2 separate regions of the Homo sapiens genome follow, and region 2 is linked to region 1. The links are chromatin contacts, found by Hi-C or POLR2A ChIA-PET in ENCODE. All regions are on one chromosome and are shown on one strand. The core of a region is the stretch at or near the end of the contact, and the rest is flanking DNA. Distances in the headings are between cores, read along the strand shown. Region 1 holds the start of MTHFD1 (methylenetetrahydrofolate dehydrogenase, cyclohydrolase and formyltetrahydrofolate synthetase 1). Region 2 overlaps SPTB (spectrin beta, erythrocytic).

Region 1 (4,336 bases), core at 1,682-4,181:
CTGAGGCAGGAGAATCGTTTGAACCCAGGAAGTGGAGGTTACAGTGAGACAACATCGTGCCATTGCACTCCAGCCTGAGCAACAGAGCAAGACCTTGTCTGAAAAATAAAAAGAAAGAAAGAAAGAAAAGAAAAAGAAAAGCTTACGAAATTCCTTTTAGCAAGTAGTAAGTGCTGGTTAGAATGAAAAACATCATATACTGGGTGAAGACCTTAGTTTTAGTTGAGCCATTGCCATTCACCCTTGGACAAATCACATCACTTTTCTGGCCTCAAATGATTTCCTAATCCGCAGGATGGAATGTGGGAAGTGGGCTGGATTTTTAAGAAATTCTAGGACCGGTGCAGTGGCTCATGCCTGTAATCCCAGCACTTTGGGAGGCCGAGGTGGGTGGATCACATGGGGTCAGGAGTTACAGACCAGCCTGACCAACATGGTGAAAGCCCGTCTCTACTAAAAATACAAAAATTAGCCGGACGGGGTGGCACACACCTGTAGTCTCAGCTACTCGGGAGGCTGAGGCAGGAGAATCGCTTGAACCTGGGAGGTGGAGGTTGCAGTGAGCCAAGATCATGCCATTGCACTCCAGCCTGGGCAACAAGAGTGAAACTCTGTCTCAAACAAACAAACAAACTAGCTGGACATGGTGGCGGACGCCTGTAATCCCAGCTACTTGGGAGGCTGAGGCAGGAGAATCGCTTGAACCCAGGAGGCAGAGGTTGCAGTGAGCCGAGATCACGCCATTGTACTCCAGTCTGGGCGACGAGTGAAACTCCATCTCAAAAAAAAAAATTAGCTAGGCGTGATGGCGGGCACCTGTAATCCCAGGTACTCAGGAGGCTGATATGAGAGAATTGCTTGTATGCAGGAGGCAGAGGTTGCAGTGAGCCAAGATTGGACACAGCAAGACTTCATCTCAAAAAAAAAAATAGATCTCAAGGCAGCAGCTACCATGTAAAAAAAAAAAAAGATAATGAATCATTCATATATACATTAACTAATTACTGATTATTAATACAACATATATCGAATACTTATTATGTGCCAGGAAGAATTATAAATGATCATCTGTTAGGAACCCATTTAATTCTACTAACATCCCAATGACCTAGACATTACTTTTACTTAACATTTGAGGAAACTTTGGCACAGAAAGGTTAATTAATTTGCTTAAAACCACACAAGTAGTAAGGCAGGAAACAGGGTTTCCAGGTGTTTAGGATATAGACAAAAATAAGACAATACATGTATTTGCCCTTATGGAGTTGATAAACATATTTAATTTGCTCTCCAATTAACGAAAGTATATTCAGTGAGCACCTATTCTCAGTACTGGCCCAGATGCATTATTATTGTACTAAATTATCTGCACTATTATTATGCACTAAATTATCTCTTCACAATCAGTCTTTCTAAAAGGAAGATTTTTATATTAAAACAAAAAGCCACTGGAAAAGGAAGTAAGTTTGAATACAAGCAAACAAAAACAGAAAGTAAAGCAGAAATACAGTTTAGCAAGCCACATGTTGAAAAGCACTAAGCAGTAAGTATTGTGATTTCTTTTTTTTTTTTTCTTAGACGGAGTTTCGCTCTTGTTGCCCAGGCTGGAGTGCAATGGCGCATCTCAGCTCACTGCAACCTCTGCCCCCCAGGTTCAAGTGATTCTCCTGCCTCAGCCTCCCAAGTAGCTGGGATTACAGATGCCTGCCACCACACTCGGCTAATTTTTTGTATTTTTAGTAGAGATGGGGTTTCACCATTTTGGATAGGCTGGTCTTGAACTCCAGACCTCAGGTGATCCACCCACCTCGGCCTCCCAAAGTGCTGGGATTACAGGCATGAGCCACTGGGCCCGGACTTTTCACCACCGATGACTTTGTAATTCACTCAAAAACCTATTACAAAGTTAGGAGTTACAGGACAATTACAATTTAGTAACTGCTGTGGCTGGCAACAGTTACTTACATAACGGGTGATGTGAAAGGTCCCAAGAGCAAACTCAGTAAGGTCACACAGAATATATCTTTCCCTCCTTCATCTACTAGAGGGAATATATTTTTCCCTCTTCCTTCTACTCTCATTTTTCCTCACCAGTCACCTCCCAGACAAAAAGCAGCCAGTGTTACTTCCTGGGAGTAAAGCTGGCAACGATACCCACTAATTAAGCATTCAGATGTCCCGCAAGGGTAGAACAGGCAGAGGTCAAGTGGAATGCAGAATATTCTCAGGACTCAGGAGCCAAATTACGTTTCAAGTAACTCTAGGACCAGGGCAGAGAGATGGCTGTTAGAGAGAAGCACGAGATTGAAGAGAAAGGAAAAATGTATTAGATTTCACTTAGCGTATGATAAGACTATGGTATAGTGGGAAAAGCTATGAGCTGGAAGGACCCTCTGTCATTATCAGCCTTGTAGTCTTGTCAAGCCTTGTCACCTCACTAGTCTCCATCTACTCACCTCCAAATTAACGGGAATTAAGTAGATTGGATTTCTGAGTTCTGACTAGGGGGGCTCCAGGAAGCCGCAACTACCCACTCTCCCGGCAGAAAGTCACCAGCAGCTGCGCGTTTGGGAGCATAGTCGGCACAGGACTTTTCCCCGAAGCACAGGAGCCAGCGGCTACAGCCACTAGGCAGTCCACTTGCAAACGCAGGTTGTGCCCGGGTTCTCTTTCTTTGGCTGCAGGTCTTCAGGTGTTATGGGCCTAACTCTTCCGCTACAAGTGTCCCTCCCGCAAAAAATGGGTCCGGGGGACCTGCACACCCTCAGAGCCCTCGTCCACAGCCCCACACTCAACAACAATGTCAGGTGCTTACGCGGAGATCTCCTTCCCGTTCAGGATTTCTGCTGGCGCCATGGCCTTTATTAGTCCGCTGCCCACGATGGACACCACCAATATCGAGGTTCCACTCCCTCCGCAGCCAAGCAGGACAACCCAACCCACGTGCTTAGGGACTGGCCAGGGGATCACACTACTGCGCCTGCGCCCCTGCCCGCTTCTCCCCCTGCAGACGCGGTGGCGCATGCGCAGTTCGGAAGGACCCGAGTCCCTTAACTAACCGAGAGCTAACAGGTCGGGGACTGCGGGACGGAAGAGGGAGGGGAAGATGAAGAAAATCGGTGATGAATGGCTGGCGGAAATGATTGGCGGAAAGAAAGAGCCAGTTCACAGTGCGCCTTTGTATTCGGCGGGAAACCCGGCCGAAGAGGGAGCTGGAAAGGACTCCGGAATCCGGCCGTAATTCCAGCCAATCAGGGAGTAGAGTTGCGGGGCGGGGTTGGGGCGGGGCAGTCTCGCGGGAGATAGTTTCGCGGGTTCGGGAGGCGAGTCTCCGGTTTCCGCCCAGTCTCTGGGGACGCGGTGGCGGGGTCTGAATCGCCTGGCTTCCAGGGAGTTTTGGGCGGGTCCCCGCACGGGAGCGTGGCAGGCGCTGGACTCGACAGCAGATGTGGAACTGGAGAGCTTGGCGCGCCCTCATACTTTGTCACACACCTACGCCACCAGACTGGGGTCGGGCCCCTCCGCGTTCTGCTCTGGAGGGCCTGGGTCTGGGCCCAGCATAGCGCTTTTAGAATCTCCTCAGCTGAATCTGACGCTCAGCCGTAGGTGAAGCTTAGCCCGCTGTTTCAGGCCCCGCCGATCTGGAAGGAGTGTCAGAGCTGGAGCGCGCGTGGCCTCATCGGTGTTGGGGTCACCCCGGGGTTGCCAGGGCTCATGGAGGGTCGTAGTCTGGATTTTGTCACCCCCACGTCCCCGCCCCGCAGCAAGTCTGGGGTTGGAGAACTCACGCGGTCTTCGTAAGCTACATGCCAGTTGACCCTCGAGGAGGGATGCTCCCTCCCCTTAAGCGTCCACGCTGGAGAAGGAGTAAGATGGACAATTGCCTGGGGAGCCTGACAGGGCGGTGGCAGCTGGGATGCTGGAGAGGACTGGCCCCTTGTGTTACTGAGTCCAAGGAATATGCTTGCTCTGCTCTAGGAACCGCGTTCAGGTTACAGTCATCCCAGTAGAGTCCTGAAGATGCGTGGTTCAGGTCACTTAGGACTTGACCAGATACCGGGTTTCTTTTACAAGCCGTTTACTACTGGCAGAGCTCATCTAAAACTTTTTTTGTTTGTTTGTTTGAGACGGAGTCTCATTCTGTCGCCCAGGCTGGAGTGCAGTGGCACGATTTTGGCTCACTGCAACCTCCGCTTCCCGGGTTCAAGCAGTTCTCTGCCTCAGCCTCCCGAGTAGCTGGGATTACAGGCACCACCTAATTAGCCCGCCACCACGCCCGGCTAATTTTTGTATTTTTAGTAGAGACGGGGTTTCACCATCTTGGCTAGGCTGGTCT
Region 2 (4,091 bases), core at 526-3,025, 370 kb before region 1:
CCACCGCCTTCCCTCACCTCTTGCCTTTTTACATTAGAGCACGTTCTGGTAAAGGCCAATCCGTTCATACAGGTAAGTGCATGGGAGGCCAGGCAGAAGAAACAAGACCTCACTCACGAAAGACAAAACTGCTGGAGGGGAAGTCAGGACATCTGGGTTCTAGTCCTTAATTCTGTTGGTAACTTCCTGCGTGATTTGAGATAAAAACCACCTAATCCCCTGAGTCTCCGCGCTCTTATAAAGCCTTCTCTGGAGAATTACGGAAAGTCTGGAACATTTCTGTATGTCAGCAATTTAGCAAATTACAGGGAGGGGCTGGGAGAGGTGGTTTTCACCACTTTCCTCTTGCCTGGTGCTTAGTGCTGTGGTACCTGGCTGGTCTCAGGTACCCACTGGTGTGAGACGGGAGATGGGAAAGAAGTAGTAAAGGGCTGGGGTGTTTGCCTTCGTCCCTGTGGGGGACTAGAGGTGGGGCTGCACCTCTGCTACGGTAAGGACAGTGCCCTGAAGGAGGCCCAGGTCTGCGAGGGAGCCCTCGGCAGTGGGCAGGCAGACCTGCTCCAGACTAAGCATCTCCCCTTCACCTGGGGCTGTGGCCCTGGGAAGCACTTGGGGGTCCTGCTGAGCATCCCCCACCTCCCAGGCTCTGGGTGCCTCAGAAGCCCCAGTGTAATGTGTGGTGAGAGGCTGTTTTCTCCTGGGAGAGAAGGAGGTGGATTGCATGGAGAAGAAATGGTGTTGATGATGCTGCAAGTCCCCCCAGGCTAAAGGTCCCTAGTGCACAGCCCTGCGCATCTTCCTGTCCACTGTGCCTGATTCTGGTTTTGGGAAGTGAAGTGTGAACTGCTCTGAGAACTCCCTCAGCAGGGCTGCGGTGATGCCATGTGTGACGTCCCTGAAAGGGATTGGTGCTCCTAATCACCTTTGCTAGGGCTCACTGTGTGGGATAAACATACCCTGCCTGCCTCCAAGCCCCAAGGCTAGATCCAGGCTGTAGTGCAGACGGGACCCTGGGATGCCAGGTCACTCCAGAAAGCAGCTGCTGGGTGCCCCCTCGTTATCAGCCTTCTCGTCAGGAAGTCAGGGAAAGCTCTCTTCCCCAAGGGCAGCTCACAGATGCCATTCTTCCGCGTGGCCTTCCAGCACTGCCTGTGCAGCCAGCAGCCCTGGAGAAAGGGACTGAGTATCTCGCTAGGGCTGAACGTAGGAGCTGAGACTCCTAGGTCCCTTGCGTCTCCATTCCCATAGGATTAAAGGTTTATGTGGCTTCAGGGAAGTAACCAGCACTTACGAACGTGAGGCGCTGAGCAGGCACTGGACTTGTAGCCAAGACCACCTCTTGGCCGGTGTCTGGCTGGCTCCAGCTGCTGCTGCCCCTTGGCAACCTGAGCACCTCCCCCAGCAGCAGCCTCCCTGGCAGGCAGCCAGGAGCTTTAATCAGCAGCCAGTGGTGGGGCTCTGACGTCCTTGGATGGAAGAGATGTGGGTGTGGAGACAGCAGCTGTGTTTCTTCTCGCCTGAACAAGCTCTCCCAGTCTTTCCTTCTCCTCCTGCTACTCTTTCAGACATTTTGCAGTGAATGCAAATCCTATGTTTGTTGGTAATAGGCAGACCCAGCTGGAAACAACATCAGTTTTCCCCAAAACCTGGGCATGTTCCTGTCTACCCAGTATGCCTGAGTCAGTGTGGCAGGGGTGTGTCTGCCTATACTCTGGCACTGCGCCTGGCTCCCTGGAGAAACCTGCCGTAGGCTCTTTCTGGACACCTGCCCGCTGCTGGGCATGTCCCTTTCTCCTTGCTGTGGTCAGATTTAATATTCCTGGCCCCTCTGTTCTGACGACTCTTCCTAAGTTCTTCCTTTCCAGCTGTGTTTCAGAACATCCTAGATACTGATGGCCTCAGGATGAGACTCAGTTAACATTGGAGGCATCTCAGAAATGGGTTTGAAGTGGACGATGTGACCACTGGGTGGCAGATCTGGATGGGGGAGTCAGTGTCTTCTAACTCTCTCTAATCTTTCAAATGCTGAGTGGCTGGCTCAGGGCCACTGAGCGACTAAGCAGCCAGCAGCTCCTTCAGGGCAGGGACCTGAAGAGGCCACACAGGTGGTGGGCATGGTGAAGACAGCTCCCGAGGAAGCCTCATTCTCTTCTCACGCCCTGGTGACAGTGGACCAGGTTTCTCCTCCCCTGCACACTGCCATTCCCCTTCCCCTCCATTCACTTTACCAGGTGCCCTTCTGCCCTGCATCCCTACCTGTCATCTTGGCCAGGCCCCCCAGTTGCCATCTCAGACAGACATCTGGACTCTGGGGTGCAGTGTTGCACTGGACTGCTCCCCTAACCCACTTCTCATAAGAGCCTTTCCCCATCCCTTGGCCTGCAATCCAGGGGACTCCTCACCATGTATCCCAGCCTCAGCTCCCCGCCCTGGCTCTTTCCCCCTGTTCAGCAACAGCTTCTGCTTTCTCCTTTAAGGCGTCTGTCTCTGCCCACCTTAAGTTGCCATCTCTTCATCTCTTTGGCTGCCCTCAGCTCAACAAACCATTTCTTTTTCTTCTCTTGCAAACAACTGTCTTCTGAACAGCCTTTCCAACCCACCCAGTGACAGCCCTTCTCACCCAAAGGACAAGAGCTGAGATATCAGACACCGGGCGAGGGCAACACTTCTTGGCGGCCAGAGTCACTTCTTGGCTGCTGGCTCCCCACATCCCACAGTCACCAGCACTCTTTGGTTGCCTAAGGCATCTAGCAGGGGGTCTTGTTTGGCCCCAAGCCCGTCTTCCAGCTCTGGCATGATTATGCTGCCTCTGTCAATCAGCCATGTGTTTTGCATAAGCCAGGATCATCTCATTTAGACTGTGAACCCCATCGGGCAGGTGCTTTCCTCTGGAGTGAGGATACAGGTCTCCTCTCTTGCAGGAGAATTAGTAAGAACACAGAGTTTGGTGCCAGACAGACCTGCGACCTCAACATTCCTCACTAATGTGTGACTATGGACAGGTCACTCATTCTGTACGACCCCCAGTTTCCCTCATTTGTAACACAGGTGTAATAACAGTACCTGCCTTACAGAGAGGCTGGGAGGATTGGAAGAGACAATGTAGGTAGAGCAGCTGGCACTGAGTAGGTGATCATTTAAGTCCCTTCATTTTTCTCCATCCCCCACCTCAGTCCTTCATCTCTTAAAAGTAGCATCCTCCATGTGAATTCTAACATGAATTCAGTTGTGGCACGATGCATCCCGTTGCTGCAGTCAGCCTGTTTCTGGGGTGCATCCTCAGGCCCTGGTTCTCACTGGTGTTACCTTTAGAGAGAAGACCTTGTCGCCTGTGTTCTTTGCTTGTAAATGCATCCGGGTTCTCTGAGCATCTTCAGAACCTCTGAAACACCCTGTGGTCCGGAGCCAGGTTGTGTTTCTCCTGGGAGCCTGAGGAGTTTGTTGTCTGTGTGCAGTCCCCCGCGCCACCTGCTGGTTGAGCCTGGACATACACCTTCACCTCCTTTGGCCCGGAGAAGACATTTACCCACCTGGCCATGTCCCTGGCCTGTTGTGCACATCCTCTGTGAAGACCCCAACCCCTGCCTCCCCCACCCAAGCCAGTTTCCTAGCAAGGCAGGACCCTAAAAAGTCAAGCTTACACAGACTCCTGCTTGACTTTGCAAGACTGCAAAGACCCAGAGATGGCCATCCCGCACCCATTGGGAGCCTGTGGCCTCTCCCTGTTGGTTTGACTACAATCCTGTGAGACCCCAAAAGGGCTGTGCCCTCTTCTCCACTGATCCCTGTCAACCAGCAACCAATGCTGCTTGTCCCCTGCCCTCCTCTGATGTCATGATCCCACAGCCAGTACACACAGCTCCTCAGACACCTCCCCCTGCCTCTTCCCCAAACCAGAGGACTAAAGGCAGTGCCTTCCCTTATTCAGCCCACTCTGCAATTCTCCTTCACCTCCATTTATGGTCTAGACTCCCTTGCTGCCCGCAACTGGACACCCAGAATTTCTTCCAAGCAGCGGGACTCTCTTCCTTCAGAGTGTCCCCTGCTCCGGTGGGTGGCAGCCCTCAGTGGTACAGGTGGAATCTGCATCT

What was found. Hi-C counts contacts between places; a loop is a spot of excess contacts on that map. ChIA-PET counts read pairs that join two places held with the same protein, here RNA polymerase II (POLR2A). Pooled maps may share reads with other maps.
Region 2: a pooled map shows a loop between it and region 1 (2.8-fold over the local background). The contact joins the enhancer-like site here to the promoter of MTHFD1 in region 1. A Hi-C loop is called at or near these places in 5 of 50 pooled maps. POLR2A ChIA-PET finds 5 or more read pairs at or near these places in 5 of 52 experiments (Caco-2, HEK293, PC-9 and 2 more).

Annotation. Positions count from the first base shown.
Region 1 is chr14:64,386,948-64,391,283 of GRCh38, reverse strand. It overlaps MTHFD1 (methylenetetrahydrofolate dehydrogenase, cyclohydrolase and formyltetrahydrofolate synthetase 1), which reads right to left and starts at 2,931. Exons shown (of 28, transcript NM_005956.4): 1 at 2,816-2,931. The coding sequence starts at 2,856. RefSeq lists enhancers at 3,079-3,168, 3,689-3,748, 3,769-3,868.
Region 2 is chr14:64,759,740-64,763,830 of GRCh38, reverse strand. All of the region lies in intron 32 of SPTB (spectrin beta, erythrocytic), which reads left to right. Among named protein-coding and RNA genes, the nearest start is that of MIR7855, 24 kb to the left of the region's middle. RefSeq lists silencers at 3,389-3,438, 3,459-3,558. Within about 2 kb of position 1,775, at least 27 of the 41 ENCODE cell types and tissues checked have a DNase peak (open chromatin) inside an H3K27ac peak, as active enhancers do; they include PC-9, where a contact is called at or near this core.